Linked DNA regions of Homo sapiens: region 1 is linked to region 2. Evidence: chromatin loops called from intact Hi-C (ENCODE). Cell type or tissue: PC-9. All regions are shown on one strand. Each heading gives the region's core, and the rest is flanking DNA. Links, peaks and the distances in the headings are about the cores only. Region 1 overlaps MGAT4C (MGAT4 family member C). Region 2 holds the start of LOC105369877 (a long non-coding RNA gene).

What was found. Peaks named below come from ENCODE experiments on the same cell type or tissue, not always from the same donor. Only the 100,000 strongest peaks of a DNase experiment are listed, where the experiment ranks them.
Region 1: a loop joins it to region 2, with 3.0 times the contacts of the local background. A loop is called at or near these places in 3 of 110 quality-filtered maps.

What each region holds. Positions count from the first base shown.
Region 1 is chr12:85,955,145-85,971,869 of GRCh38, forward strand. It overlaps MGAT4C (MGAT4 family member C), which reads right to left. Exons shown (of 5, transcript NM_001351288.2): 5 at 523-16,725. Among named protein-coding and RNA genes, the nearest start is that of NTS, 89 kb to the left of the region's middle. In PC-9, for the core only: no CTCF peak of the experiment used is centred there; no DNase peak of the experiment used is centred there.
Region 2 is chr12:86,257,336-86,274,060 of GRCh38, forward strand. It overlaps LOC105369877 (a long non-coding RNA gene), which reads left to right and starts at 4,678. Exons shown (of 3, transcript XR_001749240.2): 1 at 4,678-10,013; 2 at 12,304-12,376; 3 at 13,229-14,929. It also overlaps a transcript of MGAT4C not described here. RefSeq lists an enhancer at 6,960-7,643. In PC-9, for the core only: no CTCF peak of the experiment used is centred there; a DNase peak (open chromatin) is centred at 7,976; H3K4me3 peaks cover 1,749 bases; H3K27ac peaks cover 1,445 bases.

The DNA of each region.
Region 1 (16,725 bases), core at 5,711-13,710, 300 kb before region 2:
GTGCTTTTCCTTTCTAAAGTAAATATTTGGTCATATAATTAGAATTTTTCATACACTTTTATAAAACATTCAGAACTTCAAAGTATATTCAAAGTAAAACTCACTGGGAAAAAAATTCTTTGGGGCATTCATATTGGGAAGTGTAAAATTCAACCACTAGATGGTGGAACTAATCCAGGTATCTATAATTAAATCATCCTCACAAAATCTCTTCTAATTTTTGAAAGTTCAGTTATTTTATTTTTCTGAGTCAATTTTTACTTTTTATTTAGTATAACATTTAATTCAGCATATTAATCATTTCTGGTTTTGTGCTTGTTCATCTATTTTTCACTCATATAGAAATTTTTATTTCTATGACCACGTGATTTAAAATGAAAGAATAGAATAAATATTTTCCCCCATTTCAAGTGAATCATAAAATTCTCTCATTTATGACCTTTATAGTTAGCTTAAGACAAATAACATCTGTTTTTTTTTCTTTTGGAGACAAGTACAAGATTCAGAAGATGAAAGCAAATATTTATAAAAGAAACCACAATGTATTTATGCTGTTTAGCCTTCATAATTTCAAACAATTCTGAATTTGTTGCTTCAAATGAATAATAAATTGCAGACACAGGTATTAAAGCCATCAAGCATACTGGTTCACCATGTTGCAGACTTTAAAAAAATACAGGACAAAGGTTTACAATAACTATTTGTGCTAGCTAATGAAGAAACCTCTAGATAATCAGTTTTACATAATTTTTGTGTATATACATTTCAATCAGTAAATATCAACTACAAGGTTAGTGCAATTACACTTGTTAGGGCACAGAGAATATTGGTATTTTTGATGAAATTAAGTCCATGAATACATATAGTAAAATGTAGAGGTTTTCAATTGGTTTACAGGAAGTCTGATTTTTACAAAACTAGATTAATGAAAAATCACGACTGAAATCACTCTTTCAATAACAAAAGATATATTTGTATGGTAGCTAGTTTAATTGGATTTGTTTTTCAAATTTGGACATAACCTTCAACATTGTGTGGAACACAGTGAGAAGTATAATGATTTTTTCCTGAAAACCCTGTCTTTTACTATGCAAACATGCAAGCATCAGATTTTTAATCAAACCAATTGGCTGCCATCTGTGACACTGGCAGAAAACTGAAAGTGTTGATTTATTTATTACTTGGTTTTGTTGAAAAAACTAGGTGACTCATTTATGCTAACATGGGAATCTGATTCTCAATAACTTCGGTGTTTTGTTTGTCCTTAGACAATAGAGATAATATATTCATTATGTTTCCATTTTAGTTACCTCAAGGTAAAATTTATAGAACTGTTGGACCAATTGAAAAACTTACTAAAATATGGTTTTGGGACACCTGTTGGGAACATTTACAGATCATTTTTTGGATTACATTTAGTCTTTAGAAAATATTTGATTCAATCAAACAGCATTACTTGGTATGGTGTAGAGAAAACAAAAATGTCATAACAATTTCAGTTTTCAGCCTGTCTTGTAAGATTTAACCCAAGCTACAGTGGGAAAACCACATAATTAGTCAATAAATCATGAGCCCAAAGTCTATCCTCAACCAATCTAATCATGCACATGTGAAACAATATCAAAGACTAGAGAAACATAATTTATGACATGAGATTGAAGGTGACTCTGAATCAACAGAATTTTATTTTTCTTTTACCGTGGCCCAAGTAATGTTTGAAGTAACCTTGCTTGGGAAGCTTTGTTGAATTGACACAAGCACAGAAATACACCAATAAGCACATACCAAAGTCAATTCTGAAATGAGTTACAAAACTGTTCAGTGGTGGTCTTCCTATTGTAACAGCTGATTTCATGGCTATGTGGAACCATTGGTTGGACACATAAAATGAGAGTATGTAGATGCGAGCCCTTTGCTGCTGGCAAAGCTTTAAAAATATGTTATTATTTTGTTATTATCTATATTTCCTCATAGCAGCTCCTCTTAAAGACTGTTAGTCAGAACTCAGTTGTTTATAAAAGAAATAGTAATAACATGCTACCTGGGCTAAAAGCAGGAAGTTGAGGAAAGTTTATGTTTAATTTTTATTTTATTTTCTTCATCTGTAAATAAAGTCATATTATTTGTGAAAGACCAAGGCCAAGGATCTTGCCCCTCATTCTATAATGAGGTCATCTCATATTATTTATTGCAAAAATCCCAGAAATTAATTATATTTGGGTCTCATTGAAGGGCATGGGCCAGAGATATGCATACAGAAATTGTCCCTCTAGCCTTCCTTTCATGACATGCATGAACTCTAGCAGTGGCTAGAAGGAAATTAATGGTTTGGGAGGTTGAGCAACAGACTTTGAGAGTTATTATTAAGCATGCTACATATATCTGTTAGCTGTGAAGGAAGACAAAAATTGACCTTTATCCTACTATCCTCCTTCTAGCTATGGCTGAAGATAGCTCTGTTATGTCAAATAAAACCACAGATTTTCTTTTACTGTAGAGTTGAATAAGAAAGCAAAAAAAAAAAAAAAAGAAAAAAGAAAAAAAAAATCTATCAATCCTGAAAAGAGTGAATCTAGACAGATCATATGGTAAAAATACAAACTGAACTCCTTCAGCTAAGGGGTTAATCGGTCAGGGTAGTGCAGGTGGTGCATGCATTTAATAATAGTTTAAGATATTAAATAATTAAATAGGTAATGGGAACCACCTTTATTTATTGGCTTTTGTTGCTTTTTCTCCAAGAAAATTTGGAATGTTTTCATCTGACATAAATTATTTTACTTAGGTTATCTTTATTTGAGTGAGAGACTTGTCATTAATGTACAGCAAAATTTACAAGTCACCATTCTTCCAAATACAAGACTGAATTGTTTACAGTTTTTCTAAGTGTTTTTGTGTGTGTGTGTGTGTGTGTGTGTGTGTGTTTGTTTGCTTGTTTTTGTTTTGAGACAGAGTCTTGCTCTGTTGTCCAGGCTGGAGTGCAGTGGCATAATCTCTGCTTACCAAAACCTCCGACTCCCAGATTCAAGTGATTATCCTGCCTCGGCCGCCTGAGTAGCTAGGACCACAGGCGTGCTCTACCACACTCAGATAATGTTTTGTATTTTTAGTAGAGATGGAGTTTCACCTTGTTGGTCAGGCTGGTCTTGAGCTCCTGATTTCAGGAGTTCTTGGCCTCTCAAAGTACCGGGATTACAGGCATGAGCCACCACGCCTGGCCAGTTTTTAAAGTATTTCATACAGTGTAACTAGGCAGTCAGAAATACCTGTATCTCAAATTCATTTAACTTTTCAATGAATCAATCTTCTTATTTTCTCAGACATATAAATTATCATAATACTTTACATTGAGTCTCTATGGTTGACTATATGCTGTGAAGGAAGGACATAAATACATGTGAGGAAACAATTATTGATATTTTTAAACTAACTAGAAAGCACCAAGTTATTTGTTAAATAAACAAAGTTAATTTTATCTACCTGTTCAGTAAGTGTTGGCAACTATGAATTAATCTTTGACAAATTCACTTACAACTAGCAATTTTAAAGACTTAAAGTTTAATTTTTATTATTAAAAGGGTATGATTATTTTTACTAAAATTAATAAAAAGATTAACTGTTACTAAATTAAAGCTCCTTCAAAAACATAAATGTATTCTTTAGAGAGTTAAAAAAAGTAGCAATAAAATACATTTTTAATTTAGTTAAGCTTACTTAACTAATGATCAAATAGATTAAGTTGTATAAAATTTTACAAACTTTATATTTTTGCATACACTTATCTTCCTGGCATTTTTGAAATAAAAAAAATACAAGTGCATAGGGCAGAGGAGGCGATTCAGTTACTTCTGCTATGTTATTAAATCTCTGGTAACCACTATACAATACAATACAATACAATACAATACAATACAATACAATACAATACAATACAATACAATACATGTAGACTCAGCATCCAAACTTTATTTTACCTTCAAGTTCTACCTGATAAAGTGGTGGAATAAAGATGGTATTTTCCATAACTGTTTAATAATAATCACATGTTTTATACCCATTGCTTTGAAGAAGAAACCTTAAGCAACTAGAAATGTCAATCTAAAAGGCAGAAAAGCTGGAAAAATCTCATGAAGACTAGAAGATTTACACTCATAAGATCATGTAAATTTATTTGGATATGCTGAAAAAAGAGGGGGTATAAAATCTAAAGTTTGGTAAATCTTTGCTTTACAGGGCTTCAAGTTATAGATTTTTCTTTTTTCCTTTTCTCTTCCCCTTTCTCTCTCTTTCTCTTTTTTATTTTTGCCATTTCTTCTCAGGAGCCCCTGCAATTTCAAACCTTGGAATTGAATTGGATTTGAGGAGGAAAACCCATATTCAGCTTTAATTCAAATGAATTTTACTACTTTAGACAAAGGTACAACACTCTATTCAAAAAAGTTATTGAAATCACATCTTTAAATCTGACCCAGCCACTTGAATAAATAAGTTGTGTTGTAGTTTCTCAGAGCAACCGCCGCTCATCTTTCACTCACCTTAACAATTTCTCACTTTTTTCTGCTTTTTTTTTTTTTTTATTTTCTGCTTGCTGAAATCGAGATCAATATTCATTGTTTTCTTCTGGGTTAACTCTTTTTTATGTTAACTGAATCAATTTTGGCTTTGTTTCTTTATGAAATTACTTTTAGATAAAGTATTGATATTGTCATTTATCAATTTTATTATATGTCTTTTGCTTATTAAAGGATTAAAATCCACCTCTAAACTTATTTAGATCAAGGTCAGTTTTTTTACTCCTCTGTAGAACTGTGAAGATAATATCCTATTCTCCTTTTCTTATGGTTTTATTGTGAAGATCTGTGCAAATAGCTATATAAAATGCAATTCGGTATTAAAGAAAATTGTTGCACGGACTACATTGATTAGAGTCTAATTTTTGGAAAGTATACTTCGCCTTTTCAGTAATTTTATTTTTCGGTCTATGGTGCCCACATTGTGTCACCAGCCAGCCGTATGCAGACTTACAAAGGACTACCCACTAAGAATAAAAACATGATACAACTTGAAGAAATTTTCATCAAACGTCTTTGTCTTATCCCCTTGTTATACAGACAAAGATGACAAGGGCCGAAAAGGAAGTGATTTTCTCATTGAATAAGAGAATCCGAACTGGCATCGAGGATATCTAATTTTGGGATGAAAATTGAGAGAAGACAGAATTTCAAGTCTGAATTATGACTTCACTACTGTGTCGTCATTGGTAGAATAAGGATAACAATACTTATCACACAGATTTGTGGTCTGAATCACATGAGAGACATAGATGAAAAATGTAAAACAACAATTAGCATGTGACATGCTCTCAGCAAATCAATTAATCCTTCATTCTTTTTTTCTCCCCTTACTCCTTTGATTTTCAGACTAATTTGGATCATGATTATTGGCCTGTGTCCCACCCATTATTCACATATAGAATGGGTTGCATTATCCTCTCCTTGGAAATATCTTTCAAAGTGGGTAATGAGAAAACTACTTTGAAGACTGTGCTGAAGGAAATGATGGCATGAACAACTCTAGATAATTTTTGTTTATTTGGATATAACGTGAATGGGCCCATACCATAAACTCCTATTAAGCTGAATCACCAAAAAAAAATTTGATATGAAAGTCATACATTGAAAAAATTCACTCTTACCACTGATTTGATTGATACTGAGCCTGTAAATATTTATTTATATGATGTTTGGCACTTTATTTTATAAAACTACCCTTTACTTAAAATAAATCATTGTATTCACATAACTTTCCAGGGCACTATGCATTTTTAAACAAGACAGTCAACTTACTATTTAAAAAACAAAGTCAGTCACCTAAATGACTTTCTGACTATAAATTTGAAAACAATATTCTCCTTGTAATATATGTGCCACCAGGGCAAGAATTACAAATTGGGAGCAGGTAAGAAAATTGTTGTTGACTCTCATTAGTATTCTAATTCTCCTTCAGTCAGATTTATAAAGTATGACCTATAGCATCCAACTCCATCATTTTCCAGTCATTCTTGAGACTGTCAACTCTATGGGCATTGTTTAGCAGCCTCGAAACACTGAACTTTTTACAGTCTTATTGGAGAGAAAAACACATTAAATGATCAAATAATCTTTTATGAGCTCAGAAAAAAATGCCTAACATGAACATTTAAGCATCTTCTGTTTCTGTGATTCCCATTTTTGGAGAGTAAAAATTTAAGAAACAAAGGGAATGTGTCTGGGGATGGTACTAATAATATTGAGATTTTACAATTTAGGTTATAATCAAGATAATTATGTATATATATAAAATTATATATGGTATAGTTTCAACTTCTAATCTTTTATCATCCTCTACCACATAATTCCTCCTATATTCTCTTTTTCTGACTGTGGCCTAATACCTCAAGAATATTGTATATGCTTGTCACTATATAAACTTCACCCTAAGGAAATTTCCATGTCAGATACAATAAGAGCAACGGAAGAAAATGTATCAAAACACATCTCCAATTTATTTGAATTTTTCTGGCCTAACCTTGTTGGCATGAGAGTTCCCACTTTGTATTATAATAGGCAAATTGATACACACTTTTCATTTATTCTAAATAATAGATTAGCATAGTCAGGAGGCTTGGATTGGCAGCTATTAAATACAATTTGAAGCCGTGGGATTTTATTAGGATTCTAAGGTTATTCTGTGACGATGGAACTTAATGATGTAAGAGTTAATTACCCATTGTCAAAAATCATTGCCCATCAAAGCAGTGAGACTGTGTGCTATGTCCAGTTTTATTCATTTCTTTTGTGTATCTGAATGGAACATGTGGTAAACACAACAGTAGAATATACCTACAGTCCCCTTAGAAACTCTTAAATCTTCAATTTATAAAAGTCATCCTAAGACGTTAAAAATAACTTACGAAAGGATAGATTCCAATGTCAGTGGGTGAGATGTGCTCTAGCTAGTGTGCACGAAAGAGAACATGGAGTTAGAATAATTATTGTAGGACTGTAGATTGTCATCTCAAGATCAGTGTCAAATACATTCATTCATGTAGTATTTTCACATGCATTCTGGTCTAAATATCCCAACATATCTTTCGTTTTGAGATCTGCAGAACAAAGTCAATGTCTGAATTTAGAGACTAATTTGACCATTTTGATTCAAATGTCTAAAGGCTAAACCAGAGCAATTTACAACATCCAATGAAGTAAAATTATATAATTAATTATATAATTATATAATTATATAAAATTTTATAATTAATTATAAAATAAAATATTAACAATAATTGAACATTGTTTACTTTTTTATCCTCACAACAATTCAACATGATATGTATGGTTATTACTAAATGTATAATACATTTAGTAATGTGATTTGACAAATCACATTTGTCAAATAAGGAATGGCTGAATTAAATGATTGAATGAAGGAGTGAAGGATGTAGATTGTTTAAGTACATTCAACTTGTAATGAACTGTAAACTTCACCCATAACATTATTAATATATCAGTGCTATCAACTACATTTTACATAGGATGAAAAAAATCATTATTTTTATTAATCCCAAGATATTTTATTTCATTATATAAATGAAATATTTTATCTGTTATAAAGACCTTTATTTTTGTTCCACTCATTAAATAACATGGTAAGACTGTTGTGTAATTGACTGAATAGTTAAGTCTAAATGGGTAAATAGCTGTTTATGTTAGTATTGCAGGGTAGCTATTTGATAATGAAATATACTTTTCTTACCTACTTGCAAAAAAAATTACATAAACAAGTATTTCCTAGAGTTCAAACACTGATCTTTTTAAGTGGCAAATTGTCCAAAAGAATTTAATTAATATAAACAATAAATTCACTTAAACAACTATTTACATGCAAAAGTAATATTTTTATTGCCCATTTGGAAAATAGTTTTGCTTTCTGGTTTATAAGGAACTTTTACTAGTTTAATTACTTGGGTGCTTTAAATGTTTTTTGGAGGCTATTACAAAATCACATCCTAAAATTTTAAAATGGAAAAATTATAATAATTGAATTTTTAATTCCTCATAAATATTTTAAAAGTACACATTGTTCCATGGCTTTTGCCTTTAGAATAAATACAACATTTTTATGTAGAAATATATTCTTGAAATGTAACTAGCACATAGTCAGTGTTTCTTAACCATTTTGGGGTCCTGAAACTTTTTGATAATGATGAAAGCACAGAGATGCTATCAAGAAAAATTTACCCACATAGGAACACACACACATACACACAGACACACACAGAGTTTGCTTATAAGCTCAGGAAGCTTAAAGATCTGCTAAAGATTATGCTTGGGTTTGCCATGAATCATAAATACCAAGTCAAATACCTTTGAATTTGATTCTTAACAAATCTTTGTGGCTGAGAAACCATGAGATTTCATTCTGGCATGTCCCCAGAATGTAATTATCAATGAACAATAGCCATTGAAAAAATCTGAACAGATATTATTGAGGCTCAAGGTTGTTTAATGGCACAGATAATATAATTCAAATCATGACCCCAGGGCTGATGAAGTCTTGTTGTAACGTGTAAATGGGGTGGGTGATGGGAGAGAGAAAACAAAATAATTATTTATGTTAAATCATACATAAACAGTAAAGCCAACACAATAAGTAAAATAAGAGAAAGTAGAATGCTTGGGAGGTCATATGTTTCAAATGTATGCATACACAAAAGAGTAAGCAACAGGATACTTCAAGAGTAAAATGGGAAAAAATCATATTGGGTAAATAGTATCACCCCAAAGTGATAGTCAAAAGTACCTATGTTTGCCTAGTTCTCAGATTACAACTATGATGATAATTTAGATAAACAAGCAGAAAACAAAACTATAGAAAAAAGTCAAAGTGACATAAAACAATTACTGGTGTTTCAACAGAAATAAACCCAACATCAGGATTTATCAAATATATGAAAAATTATGAAAGATTATAAAACACCAATGATTAGATTATGTTATAAAGACACTATGAAGAGATACTAAATGATATTCTTTTCATCTGTGGTTACTGCTAAAAAATTCTTTCATAGAAATTCTTGGATTTTGAAATTAGTTTAATTCCAAAATATTTTCTTTATTTTGCAAAAATGTAAGACAAATGTATAGGATATTTTTCTCTGTTGTTATGCAAGGATTTATTATCACATTGGCCACAGAACACATAGAATGTTAGTTTTGTAGAAAATTTTAGAGATTTTAATACCAGGATGAAATAATAGTATCATTCTATTTCAGGTTCTTAAGCAACATTCCTAAGACTAGAACCTTATCTTGAAAAATTATGATTTTAAACTTAAGGGAATTCAGGTAAAGGAAATTGACTAGGTTAAGGCAAATACATCATGTTTACTGGTAAAGATAACATTATTTAAGGAAGGTAAGATACTCTTATCCTACATATACGCCAGAAAAATTGCTTCTCCTCTGAAAACTACCATTATTTTTGCCAAATATTGTAGCTTAGTTTTAAGTTTTTCTCGGCTGTTTCCTCTGACAGTTCTGTGGTAAAGAAGAAACATTATAGGAAGCATTTTTTTTTCCTACAGAGTCTGCCATATGGAGAAGTAGAATGAGAGGCCACCTAGGTAATGTGATTTATTAAAAGTTCTCCATCCCAAAATATATGTCCCATCTGTGGGCTAATGTCTGAAAGTCCTATGATTAAACTCACTTTTATGTAAGATAGTGAGGCCCCAGAGAGCCCTCGAGAAATGCAAATAAACTATTACTGACCTCCCTTGGATTATGATGAAAACCGTGGAGTCTTTCTATTCTCTGTCAAATGTGGAGGTCATGGATCCTTCTTGGCACCTAAGATTAAAACTCATAGAATGTGCTTTAACTTCTGTAGGCACATTTCCTTTCCAATTAGAGTGAGGTGTTGAATATTTATTTATTTGTTTATTTTTATTATACTTTAAGTTTTAGGGTACATGTGCATAACGTGCAGGTTTGTTACATATGTATACATGTGCCATGTTGGTGTTCTGCATCTTAAGAGAAGACTATTTATAAAATTTATTGCTTGTAAGATTTGTTTTTTGTTCTCTTACTATTATGAAAATCACGAACTTGGGAATAAGGACACTCTGGGCCCGGCGCGGTGGCTCACGCATGTAATCCCAGCACTTTGTGAGGCCGAGGCGGGAGGATCACGAGGTCAGGAGATCGAGAGCATCCTGGCTAACAAGGTGAAACCCCGTCTCTACTAAAAATACAAAAAATTAGCCGGGCGTGGTGGCGGGCGCCTGTACTCCCAGCTACTCGGGAGGCTGAGGCAGGAGAATGGCGTGACCCCAGGAGGTGGAACTTGCAGTGAGCGGAGATAGTGCCACTGCAGTCCGGCCTGGGCAAAAGAGTGAGACTCTGTCTCAAAAAAAAAAAAAAAAAAAAAAAAGGACACTCTGAACAATTGAACAAGACTACGCTGAAAGGCAGAGAAGAAGTAATTATGAACAAACTGTTCATGAAGTGATCAATTGAATTTGAAACAGAACTTTTCCTAGCTTCTAAATGATTAGAAATTTCAGCTTTGGTTTAACTTAAAAACTTAGAATTGTCAATTCTGTCCAAGTCTCTGAGTCATGTACAGAACTCAAATTATTACATCATTTTTTTACTTATCTGTATTATTTCTCCATTTAAAAGTGGACAAATTTTTATACTATATCCTAATAATGATACAAGGTGACTTGTAGGACTCTGGATAGAAAGAGATGGCCCAGGATACAGAGGGCACTCCTTAAATAGCTGCCAAATAAATGACATTAAAAAATGTATAAAAAGGTATGTTAAGTAATTAAAAGTGTCAGGCATTATTTTCCTATTATGAGACATTTTATATTATGGTTATTTACTGTAATTGCATCCAAAATAATTCATAAAACATTTATTTTTGTACTATTAAAAATCTAAACAATAATAACCAGATGGAGGAAAATGATACCATCTGATTTAATTATTAACTTGAAGGTCAGTTTCTACAACTTATTCTCATTTATGTTTATCTGATTTGGCCACAGTTTCTTACTTTCTCATATTTTGCTAAGCTTGTGGATGAAGCCGCATGTCTCTTTTTTTTTTAACCTGGCATATAACACTGTCACTCTATTTAATTATTACCCATCATCTACCTACTTTGAAACTTTGGAGGTTTTATAAAAATTATGAGTATTTAATCAAAGTTGTCTCTTTATCATTTGCCAGTGAAAATATAAAACCTGGCTGTTTTATTCTATTGTGCACTCTAATTACATAACCAAAATCTTTTTAAAAATTCTTAGTTCTTTTAGAAATACCATTTGACCCAGCCATCCCATTACTGGGTATATACCCAAAGGATTATAAATCATGCTTCTATAAAGACACATGCACACGTATGTTTATTGCGGCACTATTCACAATAGCAAAGACTTGGAACCAATCCAAATGTCCAACAATGATAGACTGGATTAAGAAAATGTGGCACATATACACCATGGAATACTATGCAGCCATAAAAAATGATGAGTTCATGTCCTTTGTAGGGACATGGATGAAGCTGGAAACCATCATTCTCAGCAAACTATTGCAACGACAAAAAAACCAAACACTGCATGTTCTCATAGGTGGGAACTGAACATTGAGAACACATAGACACAGGAAGGGGAACATCACACACTGGGCCTGTTGTGGGGTCAGGGGAGGGGGGAGGGATAGCATTAGGAGATATACCTAATGTTAAATGACGAGTTAATGGGTGCAGCACACCAACATGGCACAGGTATACATATGTAACAAACCTGCAAGTTGTGCACATGTACCCTAAAACTTAAAGTATAATAATAAAAAAATTCTTAGTTATTTGAAAATAGTTTTTTTGAATTCACAAACTTGCAGGATGAAAAAAGTTATTAGTTCCTGAAGATATAACATTGATTTGTCTTTTTCTTATTTGATATCAGCTAGCAGTAAAATTGTGAACAAATCTGGTAAATCTTTTGGTGTTGCAGGTTCATAATCAGTTAATTGAGTGTATTCACTATAAATTGCTTTAATTAAGTGATGTTTGCCTAAGAACAAGTTTCATTTCATCTCATGAAAAAAATGTTACTTTTTGTATTAATCAGTGGAATGTTTAAAGAAAAAACTGGTTATCTTGAAGCTGTCAAATAATTATAAGAAATCTCTATACATTACGTTTTAAAATACATAAAACCCATAAATTCAAGCTTATTAGTTTTCATTTTCAGCAAGGTTTATACAGAGAAAATAAGTAATACAAATTAGTTTTCCAGAAAATCTAATTTTATGCAGATAAAATCTGAAAATCATATAAGTCCAAGATGAAACTGATCTCAAATTATTATTTTGAGGTGTATCCATTTATTTAAAAAAGCCTCATTTTAGCTAGCAACACTATGTAGAAAAATATTTTAAATAAGACAGAGCATTAAAATAATGTATTCATTGATCTCATAAAGAATAGATGATCAGATTTTTTAAAAGTGATTTTAATTAAATGGACATGTTTCTCTTTAGCCAGAAATGACTGAGAAATTTTGAGTTGGAATTGATATAGGGGAATCCTTGGAACTATGTGTGAATATGTGTGTGTGAATTATCTGTGTATATTTACATAATTTACACTATTCACAGTCCTTGTTTTTCTTGACTCAAATAGCTATCTCAAGTTTCGTACACTTTTTAGATCTCTATGTAAATACATTATTTCATTTGTGGAAATATATTGAGGCCTATATCAATAACCTCAAACCTTTTAAACACTTAGAGCAAGTCAATATGACTTGTTCTGTTTCAGCTATCTGAAATTTAAAAATTTGACAAATTTTTAAAGTACCCAGTTCTTGGAAAAAGAAAAACAAATAAATTGGAGATTTGGATCATATGGGCTATGACTAAATGAGACAAGGCATACATGCTGACATTTGAAGGATTTATGAAAAAAAGTCCACTGTGGAAAACTGATAGTTTTTCTCCTTCTTTCTTGAATATGTTTAGTTAATTTTGTGGAAAGAGGAAGGCAGCTCAGTTTACAAACAGCAGTGGGTTGAAGGCAATGCTGTTTATATTCTTGAATTTCAATATCTACAAAGATGTCATCATTAGATTTTATGTGTTAAAAAGTGGATTTATAGTCTCTAATTAATAAGGTGCATATGTCAAGACTCAGGAAAACAGATCACTTACGTAGTTCTCCAAAAACGAGAGTCCCAGATTCAATAGGAAGGCATGCAGAGTGTTCTCTATAAACCCAGCAAAACCATAAAAATTGACTGGAACTTTTATTTTTCAGTACAACAATAATAGTATTGAAATACCTAAAAAGGGCAGGAAACAACACAGAATAATCTACGCTTGTCATCATGTTTTCTAATCTATAATCTTTCAAACTGGATAAATGGGAAGTTTTGGAATTTTACTGTGGTACAGTCTTAGTTGCTCCGTGGTTGTCAAATCTGTCTGCACATTAGGATCACTTAGGAAGAATTTTAAAAGTATGCTGATGCCTGGAAACTCCAGAACAATTATGATAACTCTGAGCATGGAGCTCAGGAATGGGTGAAATTCTTCCCCAGAGATGTTAATGAACAGCCAGACTTAAAAACTAGTAATTTAGACAAGTGTGAGCAGAGGTTAATAATGTTGAGATGAACTGGGCTTAATATTTCACTAACAAGGTCAGAGTTTTGATACATCACTTAACTCAAACTTTGAGATTCTTCATCACTGAAGTAGCAATAATAATAGTCATTTCTGTTTTAATACTTCATAGACTTGTAAGGATGTAATGTAGTGTTTCTAAAAGGAGTGAATGGACAATCTGCATCAGTGTTAACTAAAATACATTGAAAGTGCCAATTCCTAGATCTATCCTAGATTTACAGGGAAGAATTCAGTAGTCTGAAACACACATTTTCAATATATTGAAAAGATGATTCTTTTGCATGATGACTTGTTATAATCATTACTTTCATAGGTAATGGAAGTACCGATTAGGAGAGTACCAAATACATATTAAACACTCAGTTCATGTAAGCTATAGGCCAATAAACACAACTTTGGGGTTTACTGATGTTTTCCAACATCCGAAATAATAGCTGAAATTTAGAAACATAGTTAATCACACAAAAAATGTTGCATACATACTGTCTAACTACCAGTTTGGTATGTTTGGGGCTGGTGTTATGAAAGACTATTATATGATTAATACAAAGTTATAATTTTTGGAGTCTTTTAGTGTACCCAGAGCCCATGAGTTTTTATTTTCTTTTTGGAATAACAGAAATTAGGTTGTGGTTCAGTGGAATTACAGAAGCAAGTGTTTTAGATGTTCAAGTTTAAAAAATGAGAAAAAAATGTTTTACATGAAGAAACTAATTATTTAAATTCATTTTTCAACTATTTAATGTTATTTTAATATAGTCATATCATCCAGAAAATCCCATCTTAGACAAATGGGTTTTCAATAAATTATTATTATAGTTAGGAGGCAATGTATAATAGTGATAAGGGGCATAGATTTTGAATTACACAAACCTGAAATCCAATGCTCTCTCTTTCATTTATTAGTTATGTGACCTTGGACAAGTTAGTAAAACCCTATTTTTCATATGCTCTTTAGCTTTTTTAATACCTCTTACCTTATATGGTTGTTTAATCTATTAAATAGACAGTGAAATGCACATGAAATCTTCACACAGTGTCTCATAGTTGCTTGGAACATATTTATGTAGTAAGCATTGTTCTTGGCTGAGCTTACATTAAGTGATCTGTAAATTAGAAGTTATTTGTTATATTTGTTTCGTTTCCTTATTGCCCTAGATGCCTTTTCTCTGGACCTAGATAATTTAGTCTCACTCTGTGGCCTTTACCCTTCAATAAATATGGATTATTAATATAATTTAGCTACATAATTCCTAAGGAAATATTAATTCATAAAGATTGTTAAATTGAACTGAATATCTTTGCTAAGTCACAGGCATTGATTAAATTAGATAAAATTGTCATTTTCCATTGATTTTGTTTATATAAATAATATTGAATTATTTATATTCTTATTTAGTCTAGTAGATTGACAGGCAGTTTTATTAAGAAATGAATCAAATGGTAAATTTTGAATCATCTGGTAAAAATGGACAAAATTTAGTTTTATCTTGTGGTCTGGAAATACACCCTAAATTATTGGGTCAAGTTAGTGAAAACTGTTAAATTGATTATGAACGTAGGCACATTACTTATAAATCCCCTTATGCTAACTTAAAACTTGTGAATGTTTAGTGTTATCCAGCTATAATTCTTCTAAACATGTCTTGTAATTTTTAAGTTTGCATGAAAATAACTCCATCCTGAGTATACTCATTTCAATAAATTATTTGTCCTGAGCATACTGTAAGAAATTTAGTAAAGTACTAATTGAATTTAGTGATTAGACTGTGATTAGACTATTACAAATTCACAGTGCTTGTACAATTCAGATATTATTTTGCTTTGAAGTCAAATAGAGGAACCTTAAATAATTTAAATAAAAATAATTGTTTTTATTAAAGTTTATACAGCAAGATAATAAATTCACTAATGTGAAATGTTGATATAGTATGTACAACTTGTTTCTTAAGTTACTAAAAATGTATTTTCCTACCTACATAATGTCAATCTCTATTGCTCCTAACACATGAGTGGCTAAAATTGCAAACTTAATCACATAAATAATGAGATTAAAGTTAAAATGAAAAAGTGGTATGAGGACTATTGTTTGTGTTAAGTGAAATTATACCTTGTAAAATTTCATATTATGAGAGCAATATGTAAATTTCATTGCAACAATGGTTATTCAATTTACTGATGAAAATCAGAAGAATGTTGAAAAATTAGTGCATTTATAATAAATTTAATTATTCATAAAAAATTAACATTGATATATATATTCATAAGGATAAAAGATATCAAAATAATTAAACAAATTTCACTTTCTTCTTATAAAAGAAAATAATTTTTATGGTAACTAATTTTAGTAGTGCATCAGATCAACACTATTGGGCACCCAGTTATTTGGTGGTACGCTGAGTGAAAATATGTAGCTTTATCTACATTACCTTGGTTTGGACAACTGAAAAATTTGCTAGGAAACAAATATTACAAAATATGTTGTTAACTTTTCAAAGATGATCGGTTTAGATTGCTTTAACTTGAAGGACACTTATATTTTGTATCACTTTTGTAGCAAACACATGACTCATCATTGCCCAAATCAATTGCCCAAATCAATTCAAACATCTCATTGTAGTTCATCCCATGGCAGAAAAGTGTTTATCCACTTAGTAAAATGGAAAACACTAGAGCTTCAGGTTTAATTTGAAATTTTAACTTCATTAAGAATAAACTTGACCTGTTTGTTCTAGTAAGTAAAAACACTAGATACGTACCAAAATTGTCTTTTGACCCTCTCAGGGAGTCAAGTTTTGATTTGCTTGAATACAAGCAAGTCGAGCTATGGTAATTTGCAATGCTGACAGGAAAGAAGAACTTGCTTGAGGCAAAATCATGAAGTACAACTTTTCCTCTGCATCCTTTTACCTCATGTTTGTAACATTTCCCCTGTTGTTATTTTTACACATCTGGATGCTCAGAAAGGCCTCCTTACCAC
Region 2 (16,725 bases), core at 3,904-11,903:
CCTACTGAAAGGAGCTGTCAACCGCATAACTGTGAGATGCAAGAATTACCAGAGCTATTCAATGACCAGTTCCTTCTAAATCTAGCCCAGCCATATCCCAGGGCAAGCCCTTTGAAAGCTGTGCAGCTCAGCATGCGAACAGTACAAGCACCTGGAGAAAGAGCAAGGAAATTCACTTCAACCACCCCAACTTTAGGGAAAGGAAAGTCACCAACAGTGCACTTGCATGACTTTATGCTGTTTCATTTATTTCTGAATAATGGATTCAGGGCAAATACTTGTTACATTCCCTCTGCATTTACAGTGACAGAAAATTATTTTTACTCAATGGCCTCAATAAGAGTTCAAAAAGTTGATAATATATGAAAATACACTTTCATATGTTCACATTTCCTCCCAAGTTCTGACTTTTATGATAGTCAGTTTATTTGATTACTCTGAGAAGCGAGTTAGCATGTGACATGGGAGCAAGAGTTCTAGACTAGGGTTGAAATGATTCATCCTCCAGTTCTTGCTCCACCACTTACTATCTGTAAAAACTCTGGTAACTTAGCATCTTTTATGTATAGACTGAGAGTGGTAATGCTACATACAGCAAAATAATAATAATAAAGATATGGGGATCAGATGAGACAATGCATAGAAGCTTGTTATATAAAATAAAAAGTATTACATAAATATAAGATAATTAATATTATCGTTGTTATGAAAACAATCAAATGCGTTAATTTTAAAGACACATGGAAGATTTAAAATTTAGAGTTACTTTGGTGCCCTCAAAATAATGATATAAATATGTTAAACCCTTAATATTTCAACTCAAAAATAATGTTGCAAATTAACTTGATTTATAACACTGACTCACTCAATTTTTTTTTTGTTTGTTTGTTTTGGAGTTTTAACCCTCCCAGAATAATTTCAGCATGTTTTCTACATGCAACAGGATATAATCTATCTATCTATCTATCTATCTATCTATCTATCTATCTATCTATCTATCTACATTCAGTTAATTTTTAAAGACAAATGTATTTTCTGGTGATTTTAGTGCACAGAAATCATAACCTCTCTTATTTGTTTTGCATTTGTTTGGGTGACAGAATGCCACATATAATGTGCCTAGAGAAATACAGCAATATAAAGATTGGGAAACTTAAATACTCCTAGGGCTCTGCAGGCATTTTTGTTTGTTTGTTCATTTATTTATTTGTCAATTTCCACAGGTATCAACGTATAGGCATTTTGTATCAATAACCCACATCCTACACAAAATTTGTTTACAAGTGAATAAGGTACCTAGTAAAGAAAGCTGGTTTTTGTTATTAAAATATGTCAGTGAGATTTTTTAAGAATATAGATTTCAATGCTTAAATATTATACAAGATGGAGTCTCTAATGAATTACTTAGTATTTTAAGGACATACACTTATTACATATGAAAATAATTTCATATTTAAAATTTGAATTGTTTAAAAATTAACAAAATTATTGGCTTATACTTTAATTCCTAGGAAAATTGATAGGAAAAAAGATAATGTACTAGAAATACTTCATACTAACGTTGGACTAGAATAATGAGTGAATCTTTATCACATACATTAAGTCAACTTCAAATTTTGTATTTATTTATTAGGACAGAATTTATATTTTAGTTTTAAATAATTACATTTATACACTCAGGAACATTCAGATAAATACAGGATATAATAGTTCATATATGAATATCAGTTTTATTACTCCAAAGTATATTTTATACATAAGGACAGAAGAAAATATATATACATATATTCTCTTACAGTGGGGAGAAATCATTAGAAAGTAATAATTAGTAGAATTTATAAAATTTTTTTGTGATTTTTTAGTGGTGTTTCTTTTGGAAAAGTAGAGATACTAAACTTCAAGACCTTTCAGTAATTTATTTTCAGAATGTCCTTTGGAAAAAAGTCTGATGATACTTGGACATCAGTCTGCACATGTATCTGGGTTAAGGTCAAAAATAAGATAGTGTGTATGTGATGTGAACATTGATAATAAGACACGTAACTGTTTTCTACTATACTAAAATAATATTATTAAGAAATACAACCTGATTACAAAATGTAAAAAAAATTCTAAATGTAAAAATGTTAAAACTTTAAGAAACTACAAGAAAAATAAAAGGATGGTGTCATTTCTTGAATATTCTATTTAATATACACATGTGGAAAAGTAAAATGCTGCATATAGCTCTAATTTCATAAAGGAATAATAACAAACACTGCATTTGAGAATGAATTTACCAACGTTGTCTCATTATTTATTACATTCCTCCAACTAAAATGGCCAGCTAGCATTTGTGAGTTCAGAGAATATAAAATATTTTAACTTTAATAGTGTGTAAAAGTTTAATATGAGGGGGCAAAACACTCTATAGACATCAATTTAAGCTTCATTCTCAGTAAATGTATATTAGTAAATATCTATAATAAGATCATTTCAATAGTTTTCATAACTCAGCACCCTGACTAGTAACATAATAGCCCCATGTCATAAAGCATACAACACTAGATATGAAAAGTCTTATTTTGTTTTTTCCTTTTTTTGAACAACATTGTTACAATTGTAACACCTGTAATTCAAGAAAAAAATTTGTTGAATGTGGTGAGAGGAAGCTAACCAATTTTAATGTAGGCATTTTACTATTCATTAGCATTATTTTACTACATAGACACATAATTAACAGATAAATAGGCTTTATTGCATTAGGGTATATTAAAATTAAATCTGCTCAAAAAATGGAAGGACAAGTTGGAGTATCAAATAAAAATTTATATCAAATACTTATTAATATGTTTGCAGAGAATTAGGTGGTAAGAGAATTAAAAACACAGAGACAAAAGAGAAACATGCCCTTGTAAAAACGCTTGTTGTCCACAGCTGGCTCCCACCCACCTTTTATTGTTTCAACCCCTTGCTCCCACTGAAAGTAAGCACATCTGTCCCTTAAAGTACTGTCTTAATTCTAAACTCGTTTCTCAATGTACCCTGTTTAATAGCTATGTGGTTACTTAGGGCCTTTTAAAATTAGAATATGATGCAGGCACAGCCATACCCTGATAGGCAGAAATAGCCAGAAGCCTACTACCTTTTATTTTTAAATTTATCAAAGTTAACATTGAATAATTTACAATGTGCCAATTTCCTAATAGAAAGAAACCTCCAAATCAAATTATTTTCATAGTAAGGTGTGTTTCCATAGGAAATGAAGCAGAGTTAGTTATTATCTGCACTTACTTTCTCTAGAATAGCTCCACTATTAGAATTGGATCAGAGCATAGAGTGTAAGTCAGAGATTCTTCTGTTCAATTATTGACTGTATATTTTATGCACCATGACAAGGAGCAAGTTATTTACCTTCCCTGAACAATGTTGTCTAACTTGTGATCTTTCTCAAAGGCTTCTTAAAGTTATTAAAAAGAGAAATATATTATATAAATTATTTAGATCATTATTTAGTACTTGCTAATTGGTAATTGCTCAAGGGACAAATTTTTCCCATATCCCATTATATTTTTATATAATAAAAATATCTTTGAAACAGAAACAAAGCTATATACCTTTTTTTTCCATTGAAGAGAAAGGTTTGTTCATTAAACAGCATATATAGCTACTCAAATGAAGGTTTTGTTCATTAAACATCATATATAGCTACTCATAAGTATTAAACAGAACCATGAGGAACAATGGAGCACATGATAAAGTAAAACTGTGTCTGAGAGAAGCAGCATCTTAAAACATTTGTGTGGCAGTTATAAATACTTGTCTAGCACTACCTTGTACAGAGTAGTAGCTCATTAAACATGTATTGAATTGATTTGACATTTTAAGAATTGGTGAACCTCTGCAGCAGAACATATTTAAAAACCCAAATTGCATCAACTTCACTTCTATTCATTCAATAGACAAAAATTGAAGACCTTATATAATGCCAGACATTGAATTAATTGCTATGATGCAAACATGAATATGACTCATACTTCAGTTTCAAGGAAACCTTAGTCAAGGGAGAGCTTGAAACCTTAAATAAAATATACCAGACCAATTTTCTTACTGGTCAGTTAACATAAACGAAAGTTTACCTAGAAGGCTGAAATGTCAAATATTTCTGTTCCTCATTTGAATTAGTAAAAAAACATCAGCAAGCTATTAGAAGCAATTTCCTGAGAAAAGTAACTTTTAAGATATATAATAATGTCATGACTGATTCAGACCAATATTTTGCAACCCGTGTATCTATCGTACTCTATTGATTTTCAATATGCACAACCAAGACCAAGAGGCATATCAAGGCACTCAAGTACCTTCTGAATCATCTTGAATTGATTAGGTGTAATGGAGTTCATGATTAATTGAGAGCATACCAGAAGTGTGTTGTACCTTGGGGTTTCACTCTGCCTTGTAAGGAAGTAAGAATTACAGTGAAGGGAAGTAAGAATCACATTACAGAATGTAAATGAAGGAAACTCTTAACATCCCTCCCCCACCACATTCATGCCTTGTTTAAAATCCTTCAGAAGTTCTTGTTCTTATAAGGAGAAAGGCAACCCCTTTAACCCATTTATGCCTCAGGTTGCAATTTTTTGAATTTTTGCAATCAGATCTTGGCTATGACATTGAGCAGTAGGATATAAATAACTCCCACATGCTTAGCGTTCCAATATTAGAACACTAGGCATAAATTTAATATAGTTTACAATGTCCTGTATGATCTGACCACAATCTCTCTAGCCTTACCTTCCACTAGCCTTCTCATCTCACTGTTGTGTTTCTCTCTTCTCCATCGCAAATGACAAGTTTCAGTCCCATTTCTTCCATAATTTATTTTGTTACAGAGCATGTTCATATATCCAGACAGTTGTTTCTACCTGGAATGCTTTCTACCCATTCTTCCTTTCATATTACTCCTTATTCTCACATGTCAAGCCATTTGAATCTATCAGTCACTCATAGTCATATTGTATCTTTCAGCCACAGGCTCTTTGCATATGCTTTCTATTCTAAATACTTTTCTATGCATGCCATCTTTCTTTTTATCTAGGTGTCTCTACTCATTCCAGATCAGCTATCCCTTTTCAAAGAAGTCATTCTTGCCTAGCTTATTAAATCAAATCTCTTTAAGTGACCTTATATCCTGATAGCTCTCTTTTGTTGCATTTATCATTGCAATAGATTTACTTCTGTGACTTTTAAGATGTTTGTATCTTCCACTAGGTTCTTGAAAGCAGACATTCTGTCTGCTTTTGCTTACTCTCTTAGGCATATGATTCATTTTTAGAGTACATTCATATATAGATATTCTAGTATACTACACAAAATATGCATATTAAAAACTTTGGCATGAAATTGGAATTTATTTTTAATTTTCTAATTTTAAACATCACTTGTATTTGATAAACCTTTTAAAGGTAATTTCTGCCTGCAGTCAGAATTAGAGAAAAGATAAGCCATTTTAATATGTTTTCTAGCACTTACTAAAATATTTTACTTATTATTTGTACTTCCAAAATTTTTGACCGACTGGATTTCCATATGGAATATTTTTCAACTTTATTCCTAGATATAGTAATGTTGACTGTAAAAACTTTGTCATTTGTTTAAAAGGTTTTATTTTATATATTTTCTATTAAAAGAGTGATTTTTACCCTACTATATAAAGGTGAAAGCTTTCTTTTCCAAATGTAACTTACATTTCTTTTTCAAATGTAATTTCAAATGTAATTATGGGGTTGTAACCCCATAAATTGGTAGATGAAACCAAAGATCAGTGATATGGGTCTAGATTGGAAGAGCCAAACAAATATTCTAAATTTTTATTTGTGTAAATTTACGGGATACAAGTGCAGTTTTGTTACATGCATCCATCACAAAGAGGTCAATTCAAGGCTTTTAGGGTATCTATCACCCAAATACTTTACATTATACCCATTCAGTAATTTCTCTTCACCCACTCTATCTCATCCTGTCACCCTTCTGAGTCACTATTATCTATCATTATACTCTCTATGTCCATGTTTCTACATTTGTATGTCCACTTATGACTGAGAATACACAATATTTGTCTTTCTGTGTCTGACATATTTCATTTCAGATAATGTCCTCCAATTTTGTCCATGTTGCTGCAAATGTCATAATTTCATATTTTTTTGGCTGAATAGTACTCCATTGTGTATATATGCCAAATTTTCTTTATTCAATCATCTATTGATGACACTTAAGTTGATTCAATGTCTTTGCTACTATAAATAGTGCTGCGATGAGCCTATCAGTGCAGATATCTTTTTGATTCATTGATCTTTTTTCTTTTGGGGAGATACCCAGTAGTGTGACTGCTGTATGAAATTGTAGTTATACTTTTAGTTCTTCAAGAAATCTCCATACTGTTGTCCATAAAGCTTGTACTAATTTACATTCCCACCAACAGTATATGAGAGTTCCCTTTTCTCTAAATTCTCACTAAAATCTGGTATTTTTTGTCTTTCTAATAGCCATTTTGACAGGCATATTATATCTCATTGTGCTTTTAATTTGCATTTTTCAGATGCTTAGTGATGTTGAGCATTTTTTCATATACCTATTGGTCATTTGTATGTCTTCTTTTGAGAAGTGTCTATTAATGTATTTTGCCCACTTTTTAATTGGATTACTTGTTTTGGGGTGGGGGGTTGTTGTTGGTGGGTTATTTGAGTTCTTTCTACATCCTGGATATTAGTCCCCTGCCAAATGCATAGTCTGCAAATATTTTCTCCCGTTCAACAGGTTGTCAGCTCTCTCTGTTGATTGTTTCTTTTGCTGTGCAGAAGCTTTTTAGTTTAAGTTCAGTTTGTCTATTTTTGTTGCGTGTACTTTTGAGGTCTTAGTCATAAATTATTTGCCTAGACCAATATCCAAATGAGTTTTTCCTAGGTTTCCTTCTAGTATTTTTATAGCTTCAAGTCTTATGTTTATGTCTTTGATATATTTTTAATTTATTTTTGTATATGGTGAGAGATAGGGGATAGGAGCCGTGTTTGTTTGTTTTTGTTGTTTGAGGGCCCCGTTTTGATTGCAGGAGAGGCCCGTCTGGAGCTGCCACTGCGAAGACGCGGGCTGCAGCGGGGGAGGCGGGGAGGGGGCTGCGCACTCCACAGAGCCAAGGGAAGCAAGGAACAGGTGGAAGTCCCGCCCCCTTCCGAGTTAGCTGGGCAGGAGCCTCCTGCTTCCCAGGTGAAGCTGCAGCCACCCAGCTGTGTGTGCGGACCCGGGCATTTCTGTGCTCTTGGGGGCCAGGGACAGGCAGGGTCCCCGCCTCCTGGGGTGCAGCTACAGCCGCCCAAGCCATGGCTACGGACCCAAGCATCTCTGCACTCTCCGGGCCCGGGAAGCAGCCCCTTGCCCCAGCAGGCTCAGAAGTGCCTGCTCTCACTGCCTGGCCTCTCCCGGCGCCCTCTCCGATCTCAGAGCAAAGTTGAGGCCAAGCCCAGGTGCTGTCACAAACCCAGTCGGCTGTGCCCACTCTTGGGGCAGTGCTGACACATCAGGCCCCTGCCGCCTCAGCCCTCTCTGGATTTTGGGCACTGACGAGCATGGGCTGTGACACCCTCTTTGGGGCTCTGCGGTTCCTGGCATCTCCAATCTTCTGGGCGCTACTGCGTTCCCTGGTGCCAGCCATGGAAGCTGCTTGCAGTAAGCCTGGTCTAGCCGCAGCCTCACAGGGAGCCGGCACCCGTGCGGGCACCTGGAGCTGCCCCACCCCCCGACCCCCAGCCGGCATGCCTGGCTGTGCGCAGTGGCCAGACCCCACCTCGCTCCCTCATACATCCCTCACTGCTCCACGCCTGGCTCACCCATGTCAGGTGTGACATCCAGGCCAGTAGCGCGAGCCAAGCGCAGCCTGCCAGGCCAAAACAGGCAGAACGAGCCCAGCAGGCCCGAGCAAAACTCAGGCAAAAGCGTCACCAGCCACAGAGGTTCCCAGCTGGCGAAACAACACCCCAAGGATCCTGTGACAGTTTCATTTTTCTTCATGTGGCCATTCAATCTTCCCACCACTGTTTATTGAAAAGGGTGTCCTTTCCCCAATGTGTATTCTTGTTTACTTTGTCAAATACCAGTTGGCTATAAGTATGTGACTTTATTTCCGGGTTCTCTATTCTGTTCCATTGATTTACGTGCCTGTTTTTTATACCAGTACCACGTTGTTCTAAGCCTTGTAATAAAATTTGAAGTCAGGCGATGTGATACCTCCAGGTTTTTTCCTTTTGCTTTGGATCACTTTGGCCATTCAGGGTCTTTTTGGTTTCATATACATTTTAGGTTTGCTTTATCTAATTCTGTGAAAAATGACATTGGTATTTTGATATAGATTTCAATGAATCCGCAGATTCAATGAAAGTATGGTCATTTTAATGATATTTGTGTTTCCAGTCCATGAGCTTGGGATATTTTTTATTTGTGTCATCTACAATTTCTTTCATCAGTGTTTCACCAAAGATCTTTTACTTCCTTGGTTAAATATATTCTTAGGTATTTATATTTATTTTTGTAGCTATTGTAAATGAGATTACCTTCTTGATTTGGTTCTCAGCTAAATTGTTGCTGGTCCATAGAAACACTACTGATTTTTGTATGCTTTTTTGTATCCTTCAAGTTTACTGAATTCATTTATCAAATTTAAGAGCTTTTTCTAGAATTTTTAGGTTTTTCCACCTGTAAGATTATATCTTAAATAAGCAAAGATAACTTGACTTGCTCTTTTCGAGTTTGTATACCTTTTATTTCTTTCTCTTGCCTTGTTGCTCTGGCTAGGACTTCTAGTACTATGTTGAATAGGTGTGGTGCAAGCGGGCATTCTTGTCTTGCTCCAGTTCTTAGGGGAAGTGCTTTCAACTTTTCCTAATTCAGTATGATATTGGCTATGGGTTTGTCATATATGACATTTATTATTTTGAGGCATGTTCCTTCAATGCCTAGTTAAATGAGGGTTTTATCATGAAAATATGTTGAATTTTATCAAGTGCTTTATTTGCATCTATTGAGATGATCATAGGGTTTTTGTCCTTCATTCTGTTTATATACTGTATCATATTTACTGGTCAGCATATGTTTAATCATCTTTGCATCCCTGGTGTAAAACCGAATTTATTGTGGTGTATTATCTTTTTGATATGCTGTTGTATTTGGTTTGCTAGTATTTTGCTGAAAATTTTGTGTCTATGATTATAAGGGATATTGTTCTGGAGTTTTGTTGTTGTGATTGTGTCCTTGTCTGGTTTTGGTATCAAGGTGATAATGGCCTCCTAGAATGAGTTAGAAAAAATTCCCTCTTCCTCAATTTTTTGAACAGTTTCAGAAGGATTGCTATTAGTTCTTCATACCTTTGGTAGAATTTGGCTGTAAATCCATCTGGCACTGGGATTTTCTTTGTTGAAAGATTTTTTTTTTTATTACTGACTCAATCTTGCTGCTGTTTATTGGCCTGCTCAGGTTTTTAAATTTTTTCTTGGTTCAATCTTAGGAAGATGCATGTTTCCAGGAATTTATCTATTTCCTTTAGCCTTTTTAGTTTGTGAGTATATAGTTATTCATAATATTCTCTAATGATCTTTTATATTTCATATCTCCTTTTTCACTTTTGATTCTACTTTTATTGTCTCCTGTCTCTTATTGGTTAGTTTATCAGTTTTGTTTGTCTACTCAAATAATCTAGTTTTGTTTTATCTTTTGTAATTTTTTTTTGGTCTTTTTTCATTTAGATCGGCTCTGACTTTGTTATTTCTTTTCTTCTGCAGTTTTGGTTTGTTTTTGCTTTTCTAGTCCCTTCAAGTGTATTATTAGATTGTTAATTTGTAATCTTTCTACTTTTTTAATGCAGATATTGAAGCTATAAAGTTCTCTCTTAGCACTGCTTTGCTGTATCTCACAGATTTTGGTAGGCTGCATTTCCATGCTGAGGGAATTCATCACCACTAGACGGGACCTACAAGCAACACTCAAAGGTATCTTAAACTTGGAAGTGAAAGGTAGATGTTCACCATCATGAAGACACCTGAAATTATACAGATCACTAGTAAAGCAATTACACAAAGGAAGAGGAGAAAGGAATCAAGTGGCACCACTTCAAAATTCTACCAAGACGCAAAAACAGACAGAAAGAAACAAAGAATTTATAAATTTTAAATAAAATTTTAGATTTATTAAATCTGTATAGTTCAGAGCTGTCTTTTTAATTCACAGCTGTTCTTTCAAATATTTTTATATGCACTAGACTGTAGTAATTCAATAAAGGGGGGAATAAATAAACCATAAAGAGAATGGAACGTTATAAAAATATCTGAAGTCAGTACAAGCTAGTAAGTAGGCCTAGACTGGAACACCATTGAATAAATGCAGAGCAAAGATGAACATATTTTTAAAGTAAAAATTTAGACTTCTCTTGATTTGGGAAGAAGTATTGTTAAGATCTTAGAACCAGATTTTCACTTATAATATGGAATTCATAGAATTATGTAGACGTATCAATTGCAAACAAGCAATGCAATTCCTGAGTAACTCTAATTTAATTTTTCTTACCAAAATATGACTAACATAGTGGCAGTAGGACAGAAATAGGTTTTGGTGGCATTAGAATATATTGAAACTCATAGCGACATCCCCAGATTCCTGGGGTGAAGTTAGATTTGAAGTATCAAGGGATCTCATTAGAGAAGATGCTTAGAAAGATAGCTGTGTATGTCAACCTTGAATTATAAATTCTTTTAAGCCATAAGGAGAATGCTTTCATCAGTCTTACAGACTTATGGAGTTGTACAGCTACTGATGGCCTTAGAAATTATTGATCTCACCATCTCATTCAGCCTACAAATTTTACAGATGTGAAAAATGAAATTTTTAGTCAACTAGCCCAAAGTCTTTTAGCTAAAGACATCCTTAATTGAAAGCCAGACTTTGGACTCTGGCTGTCAGGTCTCCATCTCTTTGTTACACACTTCATTGTATTAATATATTCAACTGGCCCATCACAAAAGAGTTACTTACTATGTCAAAATTTTGCTCATATAGATTTAAAAACATTGAAAAATACATGATATATAAAGGATTTTTTTTTCTTCATCTTCTTCACTTCAGTGAATGTATATTGAAACCTTTATTTTTTCCCTTTTAAACCTACTATCTACCATACTTTTACGGACTCATAGATTTTTGAAGGGTCCATTAAAAACATTAGTAAAGAGAAGATACAACCTTAATAAAATATTTTGTTGTAGTTATTTAATTGGCTTACTGCTCAAACAAACAAAAGGATATTAACTACATATATATATATATACATATATACATATATATACACATATATATATATACACATACACACACACATACATACACATGTATTTTTTGGCTCTGCCAACAATAAATTCATTTTTATTGTTTATTTCAGTTTTTACCAAGAAATATTATTATTCTGAAAGAAAGTAAAGTGGCACATTTTTTTCTTCTTAGTAATTATGCATATACATTTAAAATAAAAAAGAAAGGGTGTTTTTTTTTTGCCTGAAAAACAAGTAGAGGAGATATTACAGTACCCCTTTCGAACACCATCAACCCACCCTCACACACATACACATCTCATTTGCCTTTTGTATATATTCTTTCATACTTACATATATATATATATATATATATATATATATATATATATATATATATATTCTTTTCTTTTAATTCTCACACTATGTGGAGTTTTCACTAACCTCATGACATTTTATTTAATTGTTGTGAGCTCCTCATAGGCCTTCAGCAGATATTTATGAGTTCTTCAAAAAATTGTAGAGCACAAAGTTGTTATAATTATATCTATTTGGAAATAACCTGCTTAAGTGTTTTATATCATTATGTCACTTAGAATATCTTTAGATAGGTCTTACCTCATCTACATATTTGTCTTTATTATAATACTGAGATATGGGCTCATTTCTACTTATTTCCAAGAAATATTTAAGTAAAGTTTATTTTTTTTTCTTTTGGTCATTTATATAAGTGTAGTCCTGATCCTTAATTCTATTAACATTTCTTGACAGTAGTCAAGAAAATTCCAATTTAACTACAGTCATAAAATGTGATTGTTAGTATATTCCAGTCCTGTGGCACTTAGGACAAAGACAGTTTTACAGTGTTAACTGAATTATAAACTCTCCAATTCAGGTTTTTTTGTTTTTTTTTTTCCTGGTTGCCAGGTGTAGAAGAGATCTCCAGTATTTTTCACTTTCTCCTCATTTTTCTTCTTAGAGAAACTGCCTCAAAAATGGCAATATCTTCTTTGTGCTTAATGACCCTAACTTCATGAAGACTTGGCATATAGGTGAGCACTTGAATATTGAAATGAAGATATTATGAGATTTAGACTATATTAATGGAGGAAAGAATGCATAAAAAGTCAATATAGTTATTTTGTTGATATTTTTGATGGTACCCTGGTTCCCAATCTCCTTGAAAATGTTACTTGATTCTTCTTGTGTATCCATATGAATTGTAGTTTTTTATTGTGATAAAATATATATAACATAAAGTTTATTATTTTAAACCATTTTGGTTGTACAGGTCAGTATCATAAAGTATATTCACGCTGTTGTACAAGCATCACCATCATCCTTCTCTAGCACTTTTCACCTCCCGTAGTGGATCTCTGTTTTTGTTTTGTTTTGTTATGTTTTGTTTTGTTTTGTTTTTCTTTTGAGACAGAGTCTCACTCTGTCCTCCAGGCTGGAGTGCAGTGGCATGATCGCGGCTCACTGCAACATCTGCCCCCTGGGTTCAAGAGATTCTCCGGCCTCAGCCTCCCAAGTAGCTGGGATTACAGGTGCACACCGCCATGCCCAGCTAATTTTTGGCACTTTTTTAGGAGAGACAGGGTTTCATCTCTACTAAAAAATGTTGGCCAGGCTGGTCTCGAACTCCTGACCTCAGGTGATCCGCCCGCCTCGGCCTCCCAAAGTGCTGGGATTACAGGTGTGAGCCACTGAGCCCAGCCCATAGTGGAACTCTGTACCATTAAAAAAGAACTCCCCATACCTTTCTCCTTCCAGCCCCTAGCAACCACAATTCTATTTTCTGTCTCTATGAATTTGACTACTCTAGGAATTTCATATAATTAAAATCATACAATGTTTGTTCTTTTTTGTCTGGCTTATTTTACTTACCATATTTTTTTCAGGTTTCATCCATGTTGCAGCATGTGTTAGAATTTCACTTACTTCTAGATTCAATGCAATCCCCATCAAAATATCAACATCATTCTTCACAAAATTAGCAAAAACAATTTAAAAATTTATATGTAACCGAAAAAGAAAAGTGCAAATAGTGCAAGCAATCCTGAGCTGAAAGGACAAAGCTGAAGGCATCACATCACACTACCTGACTTCAAAATACATTACAAGGCTATAGTAAACGACATGGTATTGGTAAAAATACACACATGGAACAATGAAACAATTTAAAAAGCAGAAAATGTCATGTATTTATAACTAACTAATCTTCGACAAAGATGACAAGAGCTTACATTGAGGAAAGAGAACCCTCTTCAATAAATGGTGCTGGAAAAATTGGAGAGCCAAATGCAGACAAATAAAACTGGAATTCTATCTTCCACACATGCAACAATTAACTTACAACAAATTAAAGATTTAAATATAAGACAAGAAAATACAAAAAATACTAAAAGAAAATCTAGGAAAAAGTATTTTGGACATTTGTCTAGGCAAAACATTTATGAAGACCTCAAAAGCACAAGCAACAAAAACAAAAACAGACAAGTGGGGCTATATTAAACTAAACAGCTTCTGCACAGCAGAGGAAACAACACAGTGAGGAGAAAACCTGTTGAATGAGAGAAAATATTTGCAAACTATCCACCCAACAGGGGCCTAATGTCAAGAATATAAAAGGAACTCAAACAACTGAACAGGAAAAGACCAACTAATTACAAATAATCCCATACAACAGCGGGCAAAGGACATGAATAGATATTTTTCAGAAGAAAACACAAATGGCCACAGGTGTATAAAAAATGATCAGTCAATATCACTAATCATTACTGATTAAGTTAAAAGCACAATAAGCTACCATCTTATACCTGTCAAAATGATTATTATTAAAAAGACAACAGATGTTGATGAAGATGTGGAAAAAAGGGAACACTTACATATTGTTGGTGGGGGTGCAAACTATTAAAACAGTATAGAGATTTTCCAAAAAACTGAAAATAGTATTACCATTTGATCCAGTAATCTCATTACTTGGGTATCGGTCTGAACAAAAAAGAATGAATATGTCCAAGGGAAACCTGCACTTGCATGTTTATTGCAGCACTATCCACAATAGCAAATATGTGGAACCAATTAGTTTTCATCAATAGATGATGGAGTAGAGAATATTTGGTATATATACAGCATGGACTATTATTCAGTCATTAGAAAAGAATGGAATCCTGTCATTTGCAGCAACAAGGATAGAACTGGGAGGTCATTATCTTAAGTGAAATGAATCCGGCACAAATTGGCAAATATCACATGTTCTCACTTATATGTGAGATTAAAAATATTTGATCACATAGAGATAGACAATGAAACTACAGAAACTGGGAAAGGTGAGTCAGGGAAGGGAAGAGGATGAAGAGAACTGGTTAAAGGGTATAAACATACAGCAAGATAGAAGGAATAAATTCAATATTTATAGTAGAGTAGGGTAAATATACTTAACAAAAATATACTGGGGCTCATGTTATGAATATCCTAAATACACTGACTTGATTGCTATGCATTATATACCTGTAACACAATTTCCCACATATCCCATAAATTTGTGTAAATAAAAAAATTATTTATTCGTAAGACTGAATAATACTTCATTGTCTATATAGGCCACATATTGTCTATTTATCCTTAGATGGACATTTGGATTGTTTCCATGTTTTGGCTAGTGTGAATGGTGCTGTTATGAATGTTGGTACACAGACATGTATTTGAGCCTATGCGTTCAATTCTTTGGCTATATTACTAGAAGTAGAATTGTTATTTTTTTAAAGAAACCATGATACAATATTGTTAAGATTTGTATTATTTTAAACAGATGTTCCTTCACCTAGGATACCTAAGAGAGATTTTTTTTTTCTAAACAATCCTCAACTAAAAACTAATGCAATAATGATATCTAAAATAAATCTCTTCCAGGTGCAGCTCATGCCTATAATTCCAGTACTTTGGGAGGCTGAGGTGGGCAGATTGCTTGAGCTCAGGAGTTGGAAACCAGCCTGGGTAACATGGTGAATCCCCAACTCTACAAACAAATACAAAAATTAGCCAGGTGTGGTGGCATGTACCTGTGATCCCAGCTACTCAGGAGGCTGCACTGGGAGGGTCACATTGAGCCTGGGAGGTCGAAGCTACAGTAAGCAGTGATCATGCCAACACACTCCAGCCTGGGTGACAAAGTGAGACCCTGTCTCAAATAAATAAATAAATAAATTAAATTAATTAAATATTTGCATTCATTGTACAGATGGCGGACAAAGGACCTGATGTTAGGTTTGCCTGACAATGACCCTCTACATCATAAACAGCAACATAGCTCTTTTTTAATATTAATGAAGTGTCCATTAATTATTTCCTGTTTTCTTAGAACAGAAAAAAAATAGGAGACTTTTTGGAGTCCTTTAAACTGGAGATATTAGTGGTGTAGATAGCATGTTAGCAAGCAGGATTGGAGAAATATTTGAAAAACAAGAGTTGACAAGATCAATTTCCTGGATGTAGCATGGATGTTGATTAAAGAAACAAATTTTTGAGGTTAAATTACTGGATTACAATTCTGACTTCATTATTTACCAGCTGTGTGATCTTGGGCAAGTTACTTGATTTTCCTGTATCTTAGACTTCTCATTTATAGATTAGTAACAATATTTATTTCTTTGGTACTTTATAACAATTAAATAAATTGAAAGACAAGGCTCTTAGACTAATGGAACATAAGAAAAATATAGACATATTTGTTAAATATATTTAGAGGAGAAATATATAAATATTGTTTCCCAAGTTTATGGCAAAATGATTGAATGTTACTATTTATTATGATAAAAACCAATACAAACAAATATATACAGGAAGCATGTTTAATTTTAAATCTGCATGCAACATACATAATCTTTAATTTTAAGTGAAAATTGGACTGTCCAACTATGAAACTGAGAGATAAGAGATGAGACCTGGAGTCACAATGTGGAAATTCATCAGTGTACAGATTATATACCATAACATAGGGTCATTATATAAATAAAATGAGGGTCTTGTAGTGAGACCCCAGTAATCTACAAAACTTAAGAGATTTGCCAGTGTATACACTGCATACGATAACAGAGTGAATATATAAGTGATAAGAGGGCCTAGTGATGAAACCCCAATAATTCAACGTATCATGAAACCACAAATAGTTTTAATCCAACAGAAACTTTATGCAGCTCTGAAGCTCAAAAACTTTAATGGTACTTGCACCTTGTATTAGACCGTTCTGGCATTGCTATAAAAAAATACCATGTAATTTATAAAGAAAAGAGGCTTAACTGGTTGACAGTTCCACAGGTGGTACAAAGAGCGTAATGCTGGCATCTGCTCAGCTCCTGGGGATGCCTCAGGAAAATTACAATCATGGCAGATAATT